Regions from separate parts of the Homo sapiens genome. Here region 2 is linked to region 1. The links are chromatin loops, found by intact Hi-C in ENCODE. Cell type or tissue: heart right ventricle. All regions are shown on one strand. Links, peaks and the distances in the headings refer to the core of each region. The heading gives the core; the rest is flanking DNA. Region 1 overlaps CFAP20DC-DT (CFAP20DC divergent transcript). Region 2 overlaps CFAP20DC-DT (CFAP20DC divergent transcript).

The links. A loop is a pair of places that touch in the nucleus more often than their neighbours do. Peaks named below come from ENCODE experiments on the same cell type or tissue, not always from the same donor. Only the 100,000 strongest peaks of a DNase experiment are listed, where the experiment ranks them.
Region 2: it touches region 1 in a loop (3-fold over the local background); 2 of 110 quality-filtered maps call a loop at or near these places.

Annotation. Positions count from the first base shown.
Region 1 is chr3:59,606,239-59,609,156 of GRCh38, forward strand. The region is part of intron 6 of CFAP20DC-DT (CFAP20DC divergent transcript); the gene reads left to right. Among named protein-coding and RNA genes, the nearest start is that of CFAP20DC-DT, 520 kb to the left of the region's middle. In heart right ventricle, for the core only: a CTCF peak has its summit at 1,556; a DNase peak (open chromatin) is centred at 559; H3K27ac peaks cover 1,045 bases.
Region 2 is chr3:59,698,342-59,701,259 of GRCh38, forward strand. The region is part of intron 6 of CFAP20DC-DT (CFAP20DC divergent transcript); the gene reads left to right. Among named protein-coding and RNA genes, the nearest start is that of CFAP20DC-DT, 610 kb to the left of the region's middle. In heart right ventricle, for the core only: no CTCF peak of the experiment used is centred there; a DNase peak (open chromatin) is centred at 1,716.

The sequences.
Region 1 (2,918 bases), core at 176-2,675:
ACCGTCTCCTAATAAGAAGCAATGAGGTCTGCAATGCAATCAGGTCTGGAGGGTAGCCGGGTAATCTATTTGCACAGTGTGTCTGTCCCTGTCTGTGAAGGTGTTTATTTTTAGCTCTCCACTGTTTCTAGCACCATCCCTCCTTTGGAGCCTGACAGCCCATTTGAGGGGCCTTAAACAAGCTGTTGAAAGCAAGAAACTGCTGAAAGTAGGAGTCAGCCGAGCAGCCAAGAAGGTGATTAGAGCAGGATTCACCTTAGGTGTCCGAGGTAGAAAGGTGGATTCAGCTTCGGCTTCGACAGAGTGTCAAGCAAGTTGGTCAACAAACTTTTAAAAGCCAGCCCCAGTGACACTCGCCTGGAGCTTTAAAGAAATAATGCCTCAGAGGACCTTGGAGTGTGAGGGCCCCTGGGTACAAAGGATGGCACTGGGCATGTGACTTCTCACAAATGGCAGCAAGCTAGACTCCTGAGCTCAGACTGCAAATGCCAAGGGCAGAAGCAGGAAAAGAAACGCTGAGTCAGTGACGTTTCCACAGGGCCAGCTGGTTGGTGCCTGTTTGGGCTAATTTGGGGCATCAGGAGGTCTGTGCTTAAGGTCACATTCATAATCGTGATAGTTAGTGTCAGAAGGTGACACAACCCAGACAGTCCCTGGACACCTGCAGGGGACAGAGCTCCAAGGTTATGAAAGTCAGCAATGACAGATCTTGGAGCAAGTTAAGTCCCACAGGGTCAAATTCTTTGCAGCAATGAAGGTAAAAGAGGCTGAGGACATTGCCTTTCTAAGTGGTACCAAGTACACTGAGTGCCCTAGATAAATATTAAATAGCAGTGATGACATCATACCACATCAAGTGTGTCGTTAGGACTCAGTAAGTCTGGTTGAGCCAGCTCAGTGTGACCATCAGCAGAGGGCCTGACCCCAAGGATTTTTAGTGTGGAAGGGGAAAATGGGAAGCAAAACAGCAAATACCAGAGACTGTAAGAGCAGCTGCATCTCTCAGGCCTCCCAGGCCCACAAAAGAGTTCATGACCACAAGCACTGGTCAGCAGGCTCTCTGCCTGGGTGTTTTGATTTACAGCAGGCACAAAACTGCAAGTAGTTTCACAGAGTACCCAGGGGAGGCAAAGGAGATGAGGGACCTTCCTCACCAAGGTTCACAATCATATATGGCCCTTTAACTGGGAGGCACTTAAAGCCTTGGAGGCAACGGAGAAGCAAGTGGGGAGTTGACTTCTCAAGAACATCACAAAGGAAGAAATACCCTGCTGGTAGATGTTGCAGAAAGTATTCTCAGCTAATGGTGGGGTTTTGAGGAGTTGCAGAAACCAAACATTGACCTCTGAAAATGGTGGAGCATTTTCCCTGAGAGTTTCTTGGATTCTTCTTTCTGTGCCCAATCTTCAGGTGGTGGGGTATCCATCAAGAGGTGGAATGATTTGTCCAGGTCATGCAGCCAATCTGGCTGAACCCTGTCATATCTCTTAGCTGATGGTGAAATGTTTTGGACCTCTAACTCTAAATAAGTGACATAACTGAACATCAAGTCACTGAAAGCTAGGGGTCAGTCATGGGAAGAGCATGGACTTTGGAATCAGAGTGAACTTGGACTCAAACAACAACTCCACATTCACTAGCTCTGGGACCTTGGCAGAGTCGTTTAGCCTCTGAGTCTCAGGCTTCATGTGTATAATGTGGAGAAAATACTGCCAGCTTTGTCAGGCTAAGAGAGAATGTGTGTCAAGCACTTAGTACAGAATCTGGCAGAGTTGCCATTCAATTAACTGCATTTATCAATCCATGTTAATTGCAATGAAAACCAACAGGGAATTAGAACCAAAATAGCTATCTTTCAGGTCAGAATCTACTGATGAACTGAAACAGAGGAAGAACCTACAATTGTAGACTGTGTTTTAAGGTGCCTAACATCATGGCAACTATTTAAGTATGTATGGTGGATAATTCTCTAGAGTTGTATGTTAAAAGTGAACATCATTATCTCCTAAATATTTACAAGTTAATCCATTACATGAAAGGGTAAGAGAAAATAAAAGATTCTAGGCCAACGAAAAGAACTGTGTATGGGTAGGTGTTTTTTTCAACCAAACTGAGAATGTGGATAGGGAAAAATAAATGAGAACAAGAGAGACCATAAAGATACGATACTTCCAGCTCTGAGTAATGCAAATTGGAGAGGAGGACGGATTCCAACAACTGGGATAGATCAGAAGGGAAGAGAAGAATAGAAACCACTTGGCAGAAGATCTGAGAGTCAACAGCTACCACAAAGGTGGAGGTGAGTCTCTGGAGACATCCAGTCTCCACCTGCTGCCTCACAGCGTGATCTTCTGTGAAGTGGGAATCACTAGTGCTACTAGAACAAAGAGCTCATGCGGGCAGCCAAGCAGCCTCCATCTGCTCAAGCTGGAAGCAGGAGACATGGGGAACACACAGGCTATTAAATATAAATAACCCGTATCGTCATAAATATTTTATATGGCTGCATACAGAGAAGGTACCATATTTTATACCCTCGCTGTGAATCTAAATATTTTATTGTTGCCAATTTTGCCATTGACCTCAGCTACAGTGAGGTATTTGTGGAGGTTGACATTATTTGGTTATATGACCAATGATCATTCCTGTTACCATGTGACATGATCATCTCTCCCGAGGAAATAATGGGCATCCATTGGCAAACACTGGACACTGATGGGTTTGTTTGCTTTTAAGTGATTCTGAGAGATGCACAAGTATGTGCACATATTAAGGAGAGGGTTTACTTTTAGAATGAAGAAACTTGAGGAAACTTATTAAGGAAGTAGCTTTCTGTGCTTGATTCAAATGAATAAAAGACAATACATTTCTGAGTGGGAGCCTTGAAAAGATTTCTATTTTGTGTAAAATGAGAGTGA
Region 2 (2,918 bases), core at 322-2,821, 92 kb after region 1:
GACTATGAAACCCTGATGGAGGAGAGCTGTGAAGGGAGGGGCTGGTGTCCTGAACAGTAGAACTGGGAAAGGGAGGTGATGTGTGAACCCTGCTCTCAAGAACCTGCAGGGCTGGCCAAGCGGAAGGGGATTCTGTTTCTAGAGCTAGGTATTTGGAGATTGGGGGAGAGTGCTGTGGTTTGGGAGAACCTTCAAGAATCCAGTCCAAAACCTGGATGTGTGGCTCCAGGAATCTTGTACAAATGTCTCCCCATGATAACTTTATTTCCCCCTACCATGCAGAAACCCCATTTCGAATCACAGATCCGGGTCACATGCCAAGACGGCATCTTAGCCAGGGCCTCTATAGGTGGCTGTACCTCAGAGGGCCACTGAGGGCATTACCTGTCCATGCAGCAAAGACAGCCAGGCACTCAGGACCTGGACACATGGACACCACTCTGATGGGGTCAGTCCCCAGAGGGCTCTAGACAATGTCTTGGCAGCTTTTCTACTATGAGTTCAAATCCTGGCTCTACTTCTTTCTCACCCTGTTACATGGAGACGTGAGTCATAACATACAACAATGGTGGGAAAATGAGTTTTTCTGCATTTTGGAGAAAGCTAGAGGCAGAGATATCATTCAGCAACGAGGGTGAGGCTTCTCTGAGACTGTCTTCTTTTCAAGATCAAGCAGAGTCTGATATCTATAAACATTCCTGTAAACGGAGATTGTTATATGCTTTCTGAAATGGTATAAAAGTAATATAAGATACTTTAGGAAAGTGTATAAGAAAGTAATGTTATATTCTTCTGAAATGGTAAGCAAACTTCAGAGGGTCATAGCATAGCAAGAATTGAGCTCCTGAGATTAAGCAAGTCCTCATCATCTCTGGACAATATTATTGGCAGCTACATGTCGCTTTGGGCTTTGGGGTACACCTACTTCTCCTCCTTCCTAACGTATGTGTGTGTGTGTGTGCATGTGTGTGTGTGTGTGTGTATCTCTTCCTGTCTATCTACAGCCCAACAGAAACTCTGTACTGACTCCATGGGTTGGCGTGAAAATCAAATGAAGTCATGAATATAAAGCATTTAGCACAATCTCTGGAATATATTAAGTGTTTAATTAATGGAAGTTGTTGTCATTGTGGGTTTATCTGGTGATATTTGCCAGGAGGGGAGAATGAGTTGAAGGAGGACTGAGCAGCTCTATTAGGAGTCTGATTCCTCCCTCATTATCGAAAGCCTCTAAGTCAGGGAACACTGATACTTTGATGTCCACTTTGTCTAGAGTGAGGCTCAAGTTTCAAGGTTTTCTTCCTTTCCCTAACTTTATGGCCACTCTCAGGCCATAAAGATATCCAGCAGACCCTGGGTTTGTGGAAGACCTGAGCAGAGGCCCTCCCACCCCATCACACACATATATAGTCTCAAATAGAAAACCTCCTCTTCACGCTAGTACTGGCTCTACCCCACGTGCTTTACCACTTGTCACCTGTTTTCCAGAAATGGACATGTCTTTCCCCTCATCACGTGACTTCAGAGATTCCTTTTATACTTTTCAGTGTCTGCATGCTTGACACCAAATGTTGTCACCTCCTGCCATTATCTTTTAGTTGTACTGAAAAAGAAAAACCAGATCCAAGGCCCATGAGTTTCTTGCTAGCCTATCAGGATGCTCCCTCTTCTCCAACTGAACTGACAGTATCAAAGGTTTTGCCCTCGTCCATTTCCCGGGTAGGTCTCTGACAATAGTATCTTGTTCCCTGGCTACCACAATGAGAAGTGACAAGGACATTTTCCTGGCATTGCAGGTCATAGCTCAGCAGGAGCTGACATGGAGAACACACAGACCCCAGACAGGTCTCCCCGCTGGGTGACAGATACCAGGCCCATCAAACTCAGAAAATCTCTTCCTTTACTTCTCTTCTACATCAGTCAAGTCAAATTTAGTTATAAGCAACAGATTCCAAATCTGGCTGGCCTATGAAAAAGAGAAGTACTGCCTGGAAGAAGACAAAGACAGCTCACAGTATTGAGAAGGATGAAGAGCCTGGCCTCAGAAGGGACAGAATGGGACAGGTAGAGAGGTGTGTTAGCAGAAGGGCCACCACTGGGGTGTATCTGGCCCACACTGTACATGTTAAGATTCCCTGAAGATAGGCTGATGGGCCCAGTGAGGTCACAGGCCCACTGGAAAGTGGAATAATTCCCCAAAAGAAATCTAGGTATTGCCGCCAAAGAGGCAGTGAAGGTATAGGCAGAAAAGACGATGATGCTCACTGATAGGACAGCACCCAGCCCTCTCTGACATTCTCTGGAGCAGCTCAACCCACCCTCCAGATTGGGTTAACTGAGACTGGGGAAGGAACACTGTTCAGTGCTGCCATCCCCCACAGAAGGCAGAGGTGGTCCATGGGGGCCCTACCTGCCCATCCAGAACAATCTTTTGAGAGCTGTGTTCAAATGGCCATCTAATCAATTTCTTTTTTTTCTTTTTCTTTTTTTCCTTTTTTTTTTTTTTTTTGGGATGGAGTTTCGCTGTTGTTGCCCAGGCTGGAGTGCAGTGGCACGATTTCAGCTCACTGCAACCTCCGCCTCCTGGGTTCAAGCGATTCTCCTGCTTCAGCCTCCTGTGTAGCTGGGACTACAGGCACGCACCACCATGCCCGGCTAATTTTTGTATTTTCAGTAGAGACGGTTTCGCCATGTTGGTCAGGCTGGTCTTGCCGTCCTGACCTCAGGTGACCCACCCACCTCAGCCTCCGAAAGTGCTGGGATTATAGGCGTAAGCCACCGCGCCCGGCCCCCCATCTGATCAATTTCTGCCTGTTTCACCATCACTCGCACGAGCCCAGTTTTAGATATCTTGCCGTTTTTCATTTATTTCTATTTAACCTCAATCTCTTCAGCTGCAGAATTAAAACCTCCATATA